2 separate regions of the Mus musculus genome follow, and region 2 is linked to region 1. The links are chromatin loops, found by intact Hi-C in ENCODE. Cell type or tissue: left cerebral cortex. All regions are shown on one strand. Each heading gives the region's core, and the rest is flanking DNA. Links, peaks and the distances in the headings are about the cores only.

What was found. A loop is a pair of places that touch in the nucleus more often than their neighbours do. Peaks named below come from ENCODE experiments on the same cell type or tissue, not always from the same donor. Only the 100,000 strongest peaks of a DNase experiment are listed, where the experiment ranks them.
Region 2: it touches region 1 in a loop (3-fold over the local background); 6 of 42 quality-filtered maps call a loop at or near these places.

The regions. Positions count from the first base shown.
Region 1 is chrX:10,228,983-10,237,321 of GRCm38, forward strand. No RefSeq gene overlaps it. Among named protein-coding and RNA genes, the nearest start is that of Rpgr, 16 kb to the left of the region's middle. In left cerebral cortex, for the core only: a CTCF peak has its summit at 4,238; a DNase peak (open chromatin) is centred at 4,243.
Region 2 is chrX:10,573,305-10,581,643 of GRCm38, forward strand. Tspan7 (tetraspanin 7) reads left to right here. Exons shown (of 8, transcript NM_019634.2): 2 at 6,011-6,199. Among named protein-coding and RNA genes, the nearest start is that of Tspan7, 92 kb to the left of the region's middle. In left cerebral cortex, for the core only: CTCF peaks have their summits at 1,457 and 4,247 (motif pointing right); DNase peaks (open chromatin) are centred at 1,102, 1,413, 2,344, 3,390 and 2 more places; H3K27ac peaks cover 269 bases.

The DNA of each region.
Region 1 (8,339 bases), core at 244-8,243:
ACTCACTGGCTGTGGCAATCAGGAAAGCAGGCCTTACACCTCAAAACGGTGGCCCTGTTGGCAAAGGTGCAGCTGAGCCACCCCCAAGGATGTGAGAGCAGAAGAGCTAGCCCTGCCCCTCACAGGCTGCAGTACTTGGACTGCAAAAGTGGACACTGCACCTTGACTGGTCAGCACAGTGGAGCTTGCTCTGGAGGTGTGAATGTGGAGGACCTCCAGAGCAAGCTGATGAAGGCATTGGATGGCCTAGCCAGAGGAGTGTTGGAGAGCTCCCTGTGGTGGTGCAAATAAGGGAGATCCCAAAGGCTGACCAGCTCAATGGCCACCCAGGCCAAGATCCAGGGATCTGAGTTGGCTCACCCTAAAATTAATATCATCTGCAAAATGTTAGGGTGCTTGAAAGGGCCAGTGCTACAGATCCAAAGCTGCAGACTCTCCGTGACATTGTGCAGCAACAGAATGACTCAGGGGAGTCCCAGTGAGGGTCCAATTTTGGTGGCATCACAGAAGCCTCCCTCCCAGCTCGCATATATGTAGCAGATGTGCAGCTTGGTCTTCATGTGAGTCCTGAACACCTGGAATGGGGATTATCCCAAAAGTTGTTGCCTATACATGGCATACGTTCTAACTGGGCTGCCTTGTCTGCCCTCAGTGAGAGAGAAAGCACCTAGCCTCACAGAGACTTGAAGTGCCAGGGTGGAGAGATACCCAGGGGCCCCCCACATCTGCTCAGAGGAGAAGGGAGAAGGGGAGAAGGAATGTGGGAGGGAGTAACCAGGAGGGGGCAGTGAGCAGGATATGAAGTGAATAACAACAACAACAACAATAATAATAATATAAAAATATCTATATAAATAAAAAATTATGAAATGGTAAGGTAGAATCTGGATTATTGTATTACCTTTTAAAAAACTTTTTCTTCCAAATTCATATTCTTTTATGATTACAGAGAAGCCAGACAGATATTTTAAGATAGAAACTAAGTCATGTATTTCCCTGCCTAACAGTCTTTAAGAGTCTCCCATTTCATATTTTAAAAAGTTCTAAACACCTTTCTTTTGTATTCACATACCCAAGATTTAATTCTATTTCAAATAAACTGCATCACTACTGTGCCTTTGGATGTACGCTGAGGAGTCTATTTTGTTACAGGTTTCCTGGCCTTGTACTTTTCTTGAATGCTTATTTGCTCAGTTGCAAATCGGCAATAAATCTCAGCAAGCAATGTAACCCAACCCAGCCCAGCATGGCTCACGGCCAGTCTTAGCACTAGGGAGGCATCAGTAGGTGGATCTGCAAGGTGGAGGCCAGCACGATCTACAGATACAGAGAGAGTTCCAAAACAGTCAGGGTTATGCAGAGAAACCTTGTCTCAAAAACCAAACAATGAAGGTGATTGGTTTTTTTTTGGGGGGGGGGGATTTGGAGGGGGAGGGGGGTTGCCTTTTAAGTTGGCAAACTAGGTATAGTGATGCATGCCGTTAATTCCAGCACTAGGGAGACAAGGGCAGGTGGATCTCTGTGGGTTCAAGGGCAGCCTGGCCTACATAATGAGTTCCAGGCCAGCCAGGGCTACACAGTGAGATCCTGTCTTAAAAAACAAAAGAAGAGAAATGATTCTCTGCATCAGGATTAGGGCTAGTGAATCTAACTTTTCTGACCTTTCCAAAACAAAATTTGACAATAAAATTATAGTTTTTAAAAATCTTTATAATGTGTACTGAGCATAATTACTTCTTTAGCATAACTCCCTCTCAGCTGTCAAGAAAACAAAATTATGACATTTTCAGGTAAATTAATCTAATTATAAATATTATGATATGTGAGGTGATTCAGTGTCACGATGACATGTGGCTCACATTTTCTCAGATGGAGATGTTGACTTTTAATATGTGCATGTCTTTAAATAAGGAGCAGTGAGAATGGCACAGTATCTGAAACTAAATAGACCAAGCAGGGGCAACAAGTATCTGGAATTAGGGACAAGGGTGTAAAAGGTCACATGAGACAAAAAAGTAGAAAGGATGCTGCTAGGCACAGGCGACACAAAGAGGATGGGAAAAAAGATCATGGGATGGAGAGACAACATTTTTTTTAAACAAAATGTCTTTGTTAGCAAATAATCTTTTTAATAATATGTATTTAAAAGTATATTGTTGGTAGAAAAATATTACAGATATCTAAACCAAAATAGTTCAAGTTCCTCTTCTCTTCTCTTCTCTTCTCTTCTCTTCTCTTCTCTTCTCTTCTCTTCTCTTCTCTTCTCTTCTCTTCTCTTCTCTTCTCTTCCCTTCCCTTCCCTTCCCTTCCCTTCCCTTCCCTTCCCTTCCCTTCCCTTCCCTTCCCTTCCCTTCCCTTCCCTTCCCTTTCTTTTCTTTCTTTCTCTCTCTCTCTCTCTCTTTCTCTCTCTCTCTTTCTTTCTCTCTTTCTTTCTTCCCTTTTTTGTAGTAGGGGGTTGTGGTCCCCGGAATGAAGGCTGGGTCCTGGAACGGAGACTAGGAAAGCGCTCTGTGTCTGAGCTGCTCCACAGCCTTCATTTTCCCTTTCATGGGGGGTGTGGTGGGGGAGGCAATGTCTAACCAGGTCAGCCAAGCAAGGCTTGAATTTGCAATCTTCCTACCTCAGCCTCCCAAGTAACTGAGATTACAGGCTTGCACCACCTGGCGTGACTTAATAAATATGTCCTAGGAACTATTAAATCACTTTCTAGAGGTTAGTGATCTGTAAGTGATTCTATTAGAAAATATTGGCCCATGATTCAGTCCTAGTTTTATTAGACATGGATCACTGAACCCCTTCCATTACACCATGCTCTAATAAAACGGTGCCATTTTTGCAGTACCTGGAGCATTATTTTCTTATAGGCATAACTTATGCATCCAAATGAGACATTAACTGTCTTTTAGTAGGTCACACAGCGTAGCAGGGCTCTGATTGCTAAGAATGTTTTGACTCTTCATTTTAAACGGTTGCTGGAATATGAGATGTGTTCTGATACATTACAAAAAGCTGTAGGTATATAGCAGTGGTTCTCAACCTGTGGGTTGTGACTCTCTGAGGAGGGGGTGTCAAATAACCCTTTCACAGGGGTCACCTAAGAGGATTGGAAAACACAGATATTTACATTGAAATTCATAACAGTAACAACAATAAAATTAACTTACTGTTGGGGGTCACTACAACATGAGGAACTGTGTTAAAGGGTCACAGCATCAGGAAGGCTGAGAACTACTGGGGTAGGAAACACTTAGTCTTCCCATTTAAACACTGTTTTGAAAATAGAATTACTTTATTTAAAGTTTAGAAAACAAGGTTACTTTGAAGAATAATTTGAAGTTGAAGGTGAAGCTGATGGACACTTAAAACACTGTCATGAAGAAGCGAAGAATTGTGGTTTTGGTTAGGTGTTTTGTTTTTTGTTTTGTTTTGTTTTGTTTTTCAACTTGACACAAGCTTGAATCATCCAAGAAGGAGGAATCACAGCTAGGAAAACACATCTATCAGATTAGACTACAGGCAAGCTTGTGGGGGCATTTTATTATTATGGGGGGGGGCACCATTCCTGGGCAGGTAGTCCCGAGTATATATATAAAAAAAAGCAAGTTGAGCAAGCCAGAGGGAGCAAGCCAGTAAACATAGTTTCTCTATGGTCTCTCCTTCAGTTCCTGCCTCCAACTTCTTGCCCTGACTTCCCTGGGTGATGAAGTGTTATCAGGATTAGTAAGCCAAATCAACCCGCTCCTCCCCACATTGGTTTTGCATATGGTGTTTATCACAGTAATGGACAGAAAACTAGGACAGTAAGTAGGCATAGCTAAATGTTCTATTATTTGCTTTCTTCAACCAATGTAGACTGACTTGAACACTTCCCAGGGGAGTCGTCCCTCCCTGCAATGCTCATATAAGAGAACAAGTCTGATAGAAGCCAAGCTTTCCATTCATGCTTTGTTGTTATTTTCTGCCTTAGTATCCCAGGTGAGTTGTTTCTTCACTACTTCTTATTCTACATCTGTTTAATCTGGATCCAAACTTCTAATTTGCAAGACTGTGTGCTTTCAAATGAGAGGGTGTGAACAAATCTCGTACAGTGCCTGGCTTTCAGCAAGCTCTTTACATATTACTTACCTTGCTGCATGTCTTTCATTCCCATTACTTGGGTCTCATGGCCTGGTTTTCTAAAATCGCATGGCTTGTACAAGCTTTCATAATCAAATGGAGGCAGCCCTGCAGTTAAACTTGGCACATCTAGATGGAGCCAGATTAATAGCTTTCTCATGCTGCATCATTCCAAATACAGCACAGCTTTTCTTTTAGACAGCAAAGAACACTGGAGAGGAGACATCTGGAAAAACCTATGTGCTTTTTAAGCAGCATCATAGGATCAGGGAGGGGGAACCTAATGACTGTCAGACTTTTCAAAATAAATGTCCCAACTGTTGACCAACTGTATGTTTGTGAACACAAACCTCCTCTTGTATTAGCTATTAGTCATTGTCATTTATGACTGGAAATCAGGCTTTTAAAGCTTCTAAGTGTCAATTGAACTATTTTCAACTATGCTTTTGAGTGGCGTTTTTATTAACATATATTCAGTGAAATGACAGGTTTCATAAATGATGCTTTCATCCAAGTACATGATACACTTTGACCATATTCATGCCTCATTACTCTCTCTGCTCCCTTCCTCTCCTCTTGGCCACTGACGGCTTTTGCCCAAAAGGGTCCCTCAGATACATTCATTTTCATTTATAACCATTTACTTGAAATTTCACCTTTCATATTAATTCTGAGGTTTTGTTCCTTCTTGGTCCTCTTCCTAGGATGCTGTCTGCTGTGTTTCTTTATGGCAATATTAACCAAGAAAGGATGCACTCACATGAGCAATTTTAGATAATTTTTGAAAAAAAATTACTTAGAAATAGTTTCTTTTGAAGTTGGTTAGAACAAACAGAAAGCAATGGTGCTAGAACTCAGACTACTATCAGTGGGGCTGTTACTGCCATGTAGCCCAGAGCAATGAAGGAAGAGAGCATTGGTTGGAACCCAAAAGGAGAGATCCAAGGTGGGGCAATCTTGAAGAAAACAGTGCATCTGTATTAAGAATAGGTCAAACCAAGGTGTCAAGCAAAGAGTGGAAGAATCAGTTAGAATGTGTAGCTCCACTCCACTCTATTCTTCCATTCCCCTTCTATGACCCCTCCAGTGGCCAACCCCAACCAGAAGCTGGAAGGCATGACAAGTCACTGATCTATGGCATGTGCATGAGTTTCACAGGCACTGTATGTACCCAGATTAAATGAGAAGGCCAGGCTCAGAAAAAGAAAGGACAGGGATCTAGAACAGCAATGTAGCAGGACCAAACTGGATAGGACACCAGTGCCAGGTGCGGCAATTGCTTTCAACATACTGCTAATGTCACTGTCCCATTACATTTTGCTCAAGAACAAAATCCTGAGTGAGAATATCCATTTGGGTGAGGTCAGTCACCCTGCCTTCATCTTTGCTGAGGAATAGAGAGACAGTATCAATCACCACAGAGTGCCCTAGTGGAAACCCATGTGCTTTCTTCTTTAAATATTCATATTTTTTTAAAATCTCATATAACGAGATTTCTAGATATTAAAAAAAAATGAGTTCAGGGATGGGGCTACAACTCAGTGGAAAAGCACTTCTTAGGTATGTATGGGTGCTGGGTTCAAGCCTCAGTAAATAAACGAAATCCAGAAAGAATGTTCTGTCCCTTCTTGAAAAGGAAGCTGTCACTAGTAAATGACCTCTGAAGTCTTTATCAATCTATGGCAGCAAGACAATTGGGAATGCAGTGGGCTGGGGTTTGTATTTGCAATTTTACATCGTCTCTCTCATTTCCTTCCTTCCTCCATTTCCTGTGCTCAAGAATGCCCCTTCCACCTTTATCGTTCTAGATCTTTATACAATAAGGCAGGGAGGGCTAAGTTACATCTAGGTTAAGAGTTCAAAATGTGGGCAGTTGAAATACATATGCAAGCTTACTCAGCTCTTGGGAGTGCTGCTTTCTTCTAAACTTCGATGAACATGACTTTCAATATAATCTTAGGGCTTTTTTTTTTTTTAGCCACAATTTGCACATGAGACATTTCTAAAACGTTTACATACTTAAAATGCAATGTGACATTTGTAAGAGTCAGAGTAGTTTATTTTAGAAATATAGAGTAATAGATAAGGCAGCCTTAAGATTCCTCCATTTGGTATGTCTTCCAATGAACCTTCACAGGACCATCAACAGTCTTAATTTAGGAAAGTCTGTTTCCATCCTTGTGAAAACCTTTTTGCCACCAATCCTTAAATGTATTTATTCCCCTATCCCTACCTCTCTGGAACCATTAACCACTACAAATGAAGATGCATGGATAAGTGGCTCAGCCCTTCTCTCCCTCTAAGGGACATACCCCGTGGGAAGCTTTGCTCACTGGATCCCTCGCCTTCTGTACACCTGGATTTGGAATACCTGCCCAGTCTACAAGGAATTTTGAGGTGTGTTCGATCCACACTGATCTAAGATTGCGTTTCTCAGCCTTGACTAAGCATCCTCGTAGTCTCCATGTGTACTTCTCAGCATACACACTTCTCTGTGCACATACTTTCCCATGTACACTTTCGAGATTTTTTTTTTCAAAAAAAAAAAAATAGAAATCTAGAAATGTGTTGGCTTTCCTCGGCTTTTGACTTTGTTAGTACCTCTTCCCATCTGGGGCATGTTAAATCTGACAGCTGGTAGGGAAGTGAGGTGGGGAAGAGAACCCACTTCACATGGCAGGGCAACTCCCAGGTGAAATACTAGCTTCAAGCAAGGTAACAACAGTTTCATCAGGCAAGGTAGGAGAGCTTTCTTAATCTGGCAAGGGAGATTGGATGAGAATTAAGGATTCAGCCTTCACAGGGCCTACTAAAATCCTCTCATATATTTCTGTGTCAATGCCTCAGCTTTCAAATTAAATCAGATAATACCCCAATATGCACCTCTAAAATCTGTCAGGACTGGAAATGTCACCAATATTATAATTCATCAGCACACTGGATCAAAGTCTGAATTTCTATTTGGCCATCTCAGTTCAACCGAGGCAAATAACTTTTTTATACTATAAAGCTATTTATTATAAAGAACAGCTACCTCATTAGCTGTCACTGAATTCCTCAGGCCCTTCATAGTATTCTATCTGAATCGGATACATGATGGGCATTGCAGGTTACTATTGGCAACTGATAAGCTAGTTTGTAGCTATGTTCCTGAAGAGGGCTGTTAGTGCCTGTCAACCAATTCTGATTTTTATCAAGGTTTTCTGCAGCTTAGTTTATGATAGCAATTTCTGAGTCAGTCAGAGTTCTTGAAAGAAATAAGATTTAGTAAGAAAACACAAGGTAAAGCAAAATTAACAGGAATTCTGAAGAGAAGTGACTGAGTGAGAGTAGTAAACAGGGAAGAGAAGAGCAGGTCTGAATACAATTGATGCCTTAGTGTAGTCTAGAGGAACCTTGGTCTTGCTTGCCAAGACAAGACCAGGCTGAGAACTTGACAAAATCAGCACTGCTCGTTGTTTACAATACTACATCTCATCTCAACAGTACAACATTTTCAATGATCCAAGTTTCAGAGTCCGAGGTGGGAGCATTCACTGGGTCCTCTGTATTGTACAACTTGGCTTTTTCCCCTCTGGGGTATAGAGAAGCATGAAGATAATACAGTAAGTCCCAGGATGGAACCTGGGTATGAGGGTCTGCTGCTACATATTAAAAACTCCTTTTCGCCCAGTCCATGATGGAAGAGCTTTTATTAGGAACCCCAAAGTCAGTTTTGATTGTTCACTTTCTCCCCACCTTTCCTACTTTGGAGAATGCCGCTGTACTTTTCTAGTGTTTCTGGAAAGTAGAATTGGAGTAAGATATCCAGGACCCATCAATGGACACACTATGATTGCAGGCAGCTCCTGGCTGCCCCTTGGAAGATTCTATGCTCATTATTAAGAATATAAGAAATACACCACGTAAGATTTCCCTTCTTTATACAATGGATTGTCTTAAAGGATCATGTTAAGACAGCTCCTCTTTGAATATGAGACTTTTATACATGCTAGATTCTATGTATTTATTGAATTTCTCTATAATATTAAATAAGAAGCATTTTTCTTTACTTGCTTCTTAACACTTTCTTATTGATTTTAGTAGTTTCCTTACTAACCTATCTCCTCACTATCTATATATCATGCATATACAAATCAAGGTGAATCTAACAGAGGTCAACGATAAAGGAAGTTGGCATTTCCGGAGGCCTTAAGGTCTTATCAAGGTTGAGGAATCAGTTT
Region 2 (8,339 bases), core at 186-8,185, 340 kb after region 1:
ACTTTATCAGTACTAAATGCATGAACTTAGCCAGTACAATCTGTACATCACTTCACTGGTATATTTCCCGAGAAATGTACTGCAGGGTATTTTTTCCACAGTGTGACTATCAGAGCAAAGATGTGTAAACTTTGTAAGTCCACATGTCACGGCAATATAATCTTGTGGGATCACAGTGACATGGGTGATTCTTTATTACTGAAGTGTTGTCATCCAGCACAGGACTATGCATCTTACTTAGTGGTGTGATCACACATGCATGCAGTGTGGACATGACAGGGCTGAGGGCAACTTATTTCAGTCACCAGAGGGGTTTTATCTTCCTTATATTATTATCTCAGGAGAGAGTTAAGGAAAGACTATCTCACCGGTTTTTGTGTGTTGCTGCTGCTGTTGTTGTTGTTGTTGTTGTTTTCATGAGAATCTTGCTTGGAATCCCTCACATGGATTTTCTTTGGTATTAACCTCTTTTCATAGTTGATCCTTTTCTGAAAGTATGATCCCCAGCCCTAGGTTTGCTTTAAAGGAGATATGAAGTTCCCATCCCACATAGCTCCCCCTTCCACCACACTCCCAGAATATAAAGCCACAGAAAGTGTGGGAACTGAATGACTACTGTTTGGGTGTTTGGGTTCATCTATTTTCATATGTGTATATACGATATCTATTCATATCTGTTTTTATTTTTGTGACTTAGAGATGATATGCAAAACACAATCTCCCTTTTGGAAATAATGAAAACCCAGAACAACAATGTGTTGAGTGCCATAATCATGACATGCACGCTACTCTGTCACAGATTGTTGATTAGATTCATATTCATATGGAATAATTGTTGAGATGAGTCGATTCAGGCTTATTCCCATCTGATAGCTCCTAAGGATACAGCCCATGAAGGAAGCATTGCTAAGACATACATTGTATTTGTCAAACCCTCATTATGGGCCCCAGGGGGCCATTGTGCTATAGGCACCAGTGACTGATTTTTTTCAAAGTTGAAAATTTGGACTCAGAATCAAAGAAGCAGTGGTTTAGCTGAATGGCTATTAGGACAGAATGAATGACAGATTGTCTCGGAAATCAGACACAGGAAGTGGCTGAGACATTGGGTGCTACAAAGAAGCAAAGGGCTTTATTCTCTTTATTCTCCTTCACATGACTCTTAAGTCCCTGGTGTGTACACAGTAATACAGAATGGGATAAACATGTGGTTACAGAAATTTTCAATACACATTAAGATCATTGTAGCTTCTTGATCATGCACTTGTTTGATGTGATCTTTTAAAAAAAATCTCTCTTGTTTTTTGCTTGTGTGGGATTTGAGCCACCAAGTTCTCAAAGGGCCAGTGCCATGAGCCAGGGCAGTGCTTTCTCCCACAAGTCTTCCTTCAGTGGTGGTTGGCTCCCTTCCAATGGCAGTCAGCCTTTTAGCACTGCTGGTAGTCATGCGGCCTCTTTGTGAATTAAACTGCACCAGCCGAGTTTTAAAAACAAGTGTGATTAACCTTGGAGCTTTGTGAGAGAGCTGTAGCATGGAGGGAATTCCCCCAACATTAAGTGTCTCCCACTCTTAACTACTACAGCTGGTCCCGGTTTCTAAGTACATAAAATCTCTTCATAAGTGGCTTTGCTATCTCCAATTACTAGTTCACCTGGATGATTGCTATTTCTGTATCTAGGTCATAAGGAAGCCAGAGGTGTGAGTGCCTTCTGAATAGTCTTATGCTCTGCTATGCTCATTCCATACTTTCAAGGCTTTCTGGACAGTTGAAAAGGAGCAATTCACTCTCTATGAGTGGAAGTCAAAGCCCTAGAACCTGTTTTCAACTTTTGCAAGTGCAGAACAGTGCTTCTTAATAAAAATAAGAACCATGCTGTACAGCTACCGTTGCCATCCCTCTCTGGTGTTTTCAGTTCACTCCTCCAAGTTAAATGCAAAGTTAGGTTAGTGAACGTCCTTAGCAAATGAAGTTAGCAACCTAGAAAATAGTTGGCTTGGTCTTGACTTTTCTTTTCCTTTTCCTTTTTCAGAAAACAGATTTTTTTTCTCATATAATATATCCTGATTACAATTTCCCCTCCCTTTGCTCCTCCCATTTCTTCCCCATCTTACTTCCCATCCAGATCTGCCCTCTCTCTATTTCTCATTAAAAACAATGAGGCTTCTAAAGGAATAGAATAATAAAATAGAAATTAATACATTGGGATAACACAAAACAAACAGAAGGAAAGGGGCCCAAGAGGAAGTACAGATTTTTCTACCTCCTGATCTCACTGGAGAAGGAATCGAAGCCAAGAAAGCTTTGGTGATCTGCCAAAGCCCACACAACTAAAAGAAACTGCAAGCCCTATCTCCTAACCCTCAAGTCTGGAACTCCAGCATACATCCCCCTTTTAAATACACCAGGTTCCTTTTCCTTGCCTATCCTCGACTGGGTTCCCAAGCCCACTAGAAACCCCTTTATACATTCATATTCTTAGTCCATTTTGCTGTACTGGCTACAGAGGTAAATAACTAATAATAAAAAAAAAACAAAATTGTAAATGCAATGGGCATGTACTTCTCAGAGTTTAAAGAGAAAATCATGAGATAACAGAGGCTTCTGATTTCCCTGCCAGTCTGACTCCTTTCGGTCCTCTCTAGAATGATGTCCCTGATGCTTCAGAAAACATCCCTCTCTAGTCTCCCTTCAGCAAGCACATTCACCTACTAAGTAAGGACAGGGATACTCTCTTGCCTACGTTTCCTCTTAAATCTAGCACCCGAGGGATCTATATTTTAACTATTGATAATTGCCATAGACTTTCTGCATCATCCATTTTGTCTCTGAGTTCCAGAGGCATGGGAGTGGAAGGCACTAGTCTACAGTCCCTCTGTGTGTAGTCAACAAGAACAAATGAACCTGTGAAGCTCTGGAATGCTTGAGCCATAGATTCCTCATGAAAATGTGAACTGGCTGCAATTCCCTCCTACTGTCTCTTTGGTGATTCTTTTTTATCAGTGCTTAGACACAGTGCCTTCTATCTCATAGAGCTTCTTAGGACAGGTCTCTTAGCTGTACCTTATACCTCTATGACTTCATTTCCCACCGTTGCCCTCTAAGATATCATTTAGTTGTTAATATGCTAAACTCGTATCATCATTGAAATGATTGGGTGTGTTCATTTAGAAGGTGGAGCTCCCAGGCTAGGTGCTAGGGAGTTTGAGTAATGATGGAGACTTTGCCCTCTCATACGCAAATCTGGCATATCATGTGTGCAGCTTTAGCAGGTTGGTCAGATCTATGGTCTATGCTCTAACAAAGCAAGAAGGAATCACATGGCTCTGGATGCCTGAGAAAAACCAGGAGGGTGCAGGGTTGGCAAGGAGCCTCCCAGTGTTACCTGGAATGACCTGATAAGAACAAAGAGGATCACTTATGTCTACTGCCCGCTCCCCAAATATTCTGTTTATGATTAAAAATGCCGCCTGGCGAGTCTCTTCCAGGAGCCTTTGGGAACACTGTGGCATATGGCCAAACTTCTCCAGGACTTTCTTTCATTGAAAATTTAAAGCAACATATGCTAGTTTTTCAAAGCTTTTCTCAGTCTAATCTAATGTTTTGGGTTTTTTTTTCTCCTGTACTAAATATTGAACTTAGAATTTCATTCATGCTGGGCTGTGTAACTGAGTTAACCTCCCCAGCGCCAATATACCTCTGCTAGTGCTGCTACTATTATAGTTTTCTTTGGCCTTGTTTCAGAGCCTGTATTAGTAGCAGCTGGTGGTATCCTGTTCCTAAGTTTAAGCTGTGCCCAAACTGTACTGGAAAGTTAAGACCTAGCTCTGAAATGTCCTTAGTCCCAAACGCATTCTCTCTCTATCTCTGTCTGTCTGTCTGTCTGTCTGTCTCTTTCTCTATATGTATATCTGTCTCTGAGTGTGTGTGTGTGTGTGTGTGTGCTCGCGCGCGCGCACGCGCGTGTTTGTGTGTGCGCAGGCGTGTGTGTGCAGTGCCAAATGTCAACTGTCATATGTATCATATGTACAGCCTTGCCCTTGCTGTTGAACATCTTAGAATGGAATTCTTTGTAGCTAATTTAAGGGTAGAAAGTTGATGATGAGCATCTTATTTTACCAATATGGTCTGTTTTCACCCCTGGTAACATGAGACTTGATTCTAGTGGGTAAAGCTACTGTTAGATTTCTATTTGGCAGAGTATGGCAAAGGAAACTGTTCAGAGAATGTGCTTTTTTACAAATGACCACCAGGTGTCAGCAGAGGATGTGAAACTTTTGGCAACATCTGCATTATTGGATTTAATTCACTGAAACCATTCATTCCCGTCACAGGAAGCCTCTACTGGGCCCCTTCTCCTCACAATTAGCATCAAATGCTTTCTCCTCAAGTCTGCATCATTTCTTCACCCTTTTCTCATCTAACACTTAAGTCTGGCATGCACAGTGGTAGTTCTACAAAATAAGCTATTGGGACAAGACAGGGGAGTTACCATTACAAAGTTCATGTGTTTTACTAAAGTTCATAAGGAGATTAATTATGCAGCACACAATGTTAAGGCTGCCTATGCCTATGCCTTTTCCTTCAAAAGGCAATTTAGCGTGTGTGTGTGTGTGTGTGTGTGTGTGTGCGTGTGTGTGTTGCTGTTTTCCTCTAGCTTCTCATCTTGCCTCTTCATTTGGATAGACTGAGCAGAAACCTGCGGTCTTTAGTACAGAGCATTGAGCTTTAGGCTGGGACAGCACTGAACTCCCTGAGTAGAACTCGGAAAGCACTTAAGCCTCGGGTCCTAAAGGTAGCAATTTGAAAACGGTTACTTTTGAATATGTCATCAAGTTCTAAATGCAACTGTGGGATGGTGGGGGACACAAGCCAGCATATGGCTTCACCAGCCACAATTGCTGAGGCCTGGGATCTTCAGGCAATGGAGAGTAAGGCCTAATACATAGCACTGAATGCACTACCTTAGGTAAGGGGCTGATAAATGCACGGGGCTAGAGTTTAAACATGTTATAAAGATTTCAATTGGAATGGTTAATGATATTTGACAAATAGCGTTACAAACAATACCAAGAGATGTTCAGACTCTTCTGTTGCTCTACAATGAATAAGGTGGCACCTCAATGGGGATTCAAAACTGTCTAGAATATTTTCTTTATAGAGATTTCGATGATAATGGGCAAGAAGAATATCCTTGTTCTTAAAGTGTTGTAAAAGATGGCCATAAAACCTATTCTACCCTCACATGCCGTTGATGAAAGGAGCCAGCATTCTCTCTGAAGTCATGCCTAGTTCAGTGTCGGACAGACACACATTGGAGGAATGCCTCTCCAAAGTGTCTTATGATGTTCTTTAAGCAGCTTTTTAAAAAAAATGTCCTTTATTGACTTGATTTCCAATTAATATTAAAACTATGTATAGGATATATAAGGGGAAGATATAATTTGCATACTATCAATGTGCGTTTACTGTGTGACAGTTTTAGCTAATGATCTCTGACATTTCTTGCCATTGAGGACAAAGCCTTCAGCAAATACACCTTGTTTGTGGAAGCTTGAATCTTAATGGCCACATTGCTCTGTGTCTGTGATGGTTTGAATGAAAATGTCCCCCACAGGCCCATATATTTGAATGCTAAATTTGTACTTCCTCTCTTGGTGAACCTGTTTGAGAAGGATTAGGAGGTGTGGCCTTGTTGGAGGAGGTGTGTCATTGGGCGTTAGCTTTGAGGTTTCAAAATACCATGCCATTCCCAATTAGTTAGTTCTCCCTCTTTGCCTATACTTGTGGATCAGGATGTAGGCTCTCAGCTTCTGCTACAGTACTGTACCTGCTTCCATGCTCCCCACCTTGATGGACATGTACTCCCTCTGGAACTGCAAGCTCCCAATAAACTCTTTTGTTATAAGTTGCCTTGGCCATGGTCTCTCGTCACAGCAATGGAGGAGGAACTAAGACAATGTCTTTTGGCAATAGCTTCATGTTTCATGTTCTCTTCTCTCCTTTCGCAGATCACTGGGGTGATCCTGTTGGCCGTTGGAGTCTGGGGAAAGCTGACTTTGGGAACCTATATCTCCCTGATTGCTGAGAACTCCACAAATGCTCCCTATGTGCTCATTGGAACCGGCACCACCATCGTGGTTTTTGGCCTCTTTGGATGCTTTGCTACATGCCGTGGTAGTCCATGGATGCTGAAACTGGTGAGTACAACTCAGCATGATGTGATGTGCTTTCTTGGTTATTTTTATAAAACAATAAATTCATGCAGCAGTTAAGTAGCCCTTCTTGAAGCCACATACACACACACACACACACACACACACACACACACAAAAGACTTTAATATTCATTGATTTTAATTTTACACTAGACTCTTAACTAATCCAGCCTTTAAACCTCCCAGTGGGAAAAGCTACCCCAAACACAGCCTGGCACAATAAACGTAGTCCCAGCTTCCTGAGGTAAATTGGCAAAGCACTGGCCATTGATTCCAATGAACGATTAATGTCTTCTTGGCAAGATGCCTTGTGCCAGTCTCAAACTGGCTTAGAAATCCCTTGTGGGATGTGATGTGCAGCTTCGGCGGGCAAGGGATCATTCTGAACATGAACAGCCTTCCACGTCCAAGATCCCACTGGAGTAGACCTCTCTTTCTCCTTGAATCTTGTCATGCAAGGAGGTGTGCACATGCTTTTCTCTCCAGTTGTACTATCTGGCCCTGTGCTGTGGGAGTTGAACTAAGCCAGAAGCTCTCACTCAAAGGGCTGATGCAATGACAATTAGCTTCCAGGGCCACAGCAGAGGCCTATGTCTAATAGTGCAGACAGAGCAATAATACATCCCTAAAGGTAAGGGCAGGCTGCTGAAAGACCCTTACGGCGGTTTTAACTACCATTAGAATCTTATGGTACTCTTTTAGCTTTAACCTTAATAACTGAAAAAATCATCAATAAGAACAATTTATCCTATAGGGAGGCCCAAAGAAGATGTCTGACCACAGAGTTAAATGTCCATTTTCCCACTTGCCTTCTGATAGTTATCTTTCCACATAACTTTGTGGTGAATTGTAGTGTTTGGTATGAGCCTCTCCACAGAGTAGTGCATGCTTCTGATCATATTTTCTATGAACTATACAAAGAAATTATGTAGATTGCATATAATTACCGCATGCTTAATATTTTACTGGTTGTGTGCTTATATAGAATTTCATCAATATTTAGAGAAATGGATATTTTAACCCAATGCTTTCTTCTTTTAGCATATGTGTCAGTAAGATTTTTTTATGATCCCATACAAATTTATATACTTATAAGTCATATGTATATATTATAGCTAAGCTATGTGGTATTGTGTAGTCCACCCACAGCATCATTTAGGGTCCTTGCAAACATTCAAAATGGCCCTATTTTGAGACACAAAGAAGAAGGTTATAATATATATGACATGTTGGTAAGGAGTTGATTCCTCTTCCCTTTTTCTGTTTTTCAAAGTCAGAAAAATAGCAAAGCCTTCATAACTCGTAAGTGCTATGTAATGTCCTTGAACTCAGATATTTGTATGCATGTGTTCAGAAAGACAGTGACAGAGACACAATCTTTCGAATTGAAAAGTGCAGGTAAGATAGGATGAGAAACACTGGGATGATTGTTAGTAGTCTTGGTCACTTGCTTTGTTAGAGGTTGTAAATTCAATGAATTGCCCAGCCCAGAGGCAAGGATCCCCACATGAACTGGTTGAGGGGATCAGTTCAGAGATGGCCAGCAAAGTGAAGAAGTATGTCATGCTATATACACCCGGGCCTTTGACACAAGATGACAGGCTGCACTTCCAAGTAAAATGGGTCTGTAGTCATTTACTGTGAGATGTGGCTAAAAAAAAAAAAAAAAGAAAAAGAAAAATAGAGAAGTTTGCCCAATGCACAGCTTCGCATCCCAGCCATACTCATACATACAAAGGACTAATGTATATACATGTGCTTGGGCCCTTATGCTTTCTAAAGCAGAACCACTACTGGCTAAAATTGGAAGTAGGAAGACCTGTGGCCAGAAGCAAAGAAGTTTTTCTGATAATTGCAACAATTAGGAAATAGAACAGTCAGGGCTGGGGCAGCACCTCAGCGGGGTAGTATTGAAGGCCTTGGGTTCTATGCCTGGCATTAAAAAGAGGGTAAAAAGAAGATTTAATTTTCAGGTTCTAGCTCACTGTTAAGATGGTTGCAACGCCTCCTCTAGGCAGAACAATGTCCTGTGAGAACTCCAGAGCAAATATTTTTTTTTCTAGCTTAAGTATTTTCATATTAAAAGTAAAACAACACTTTGGAGCACATGACCCTTTCATGTT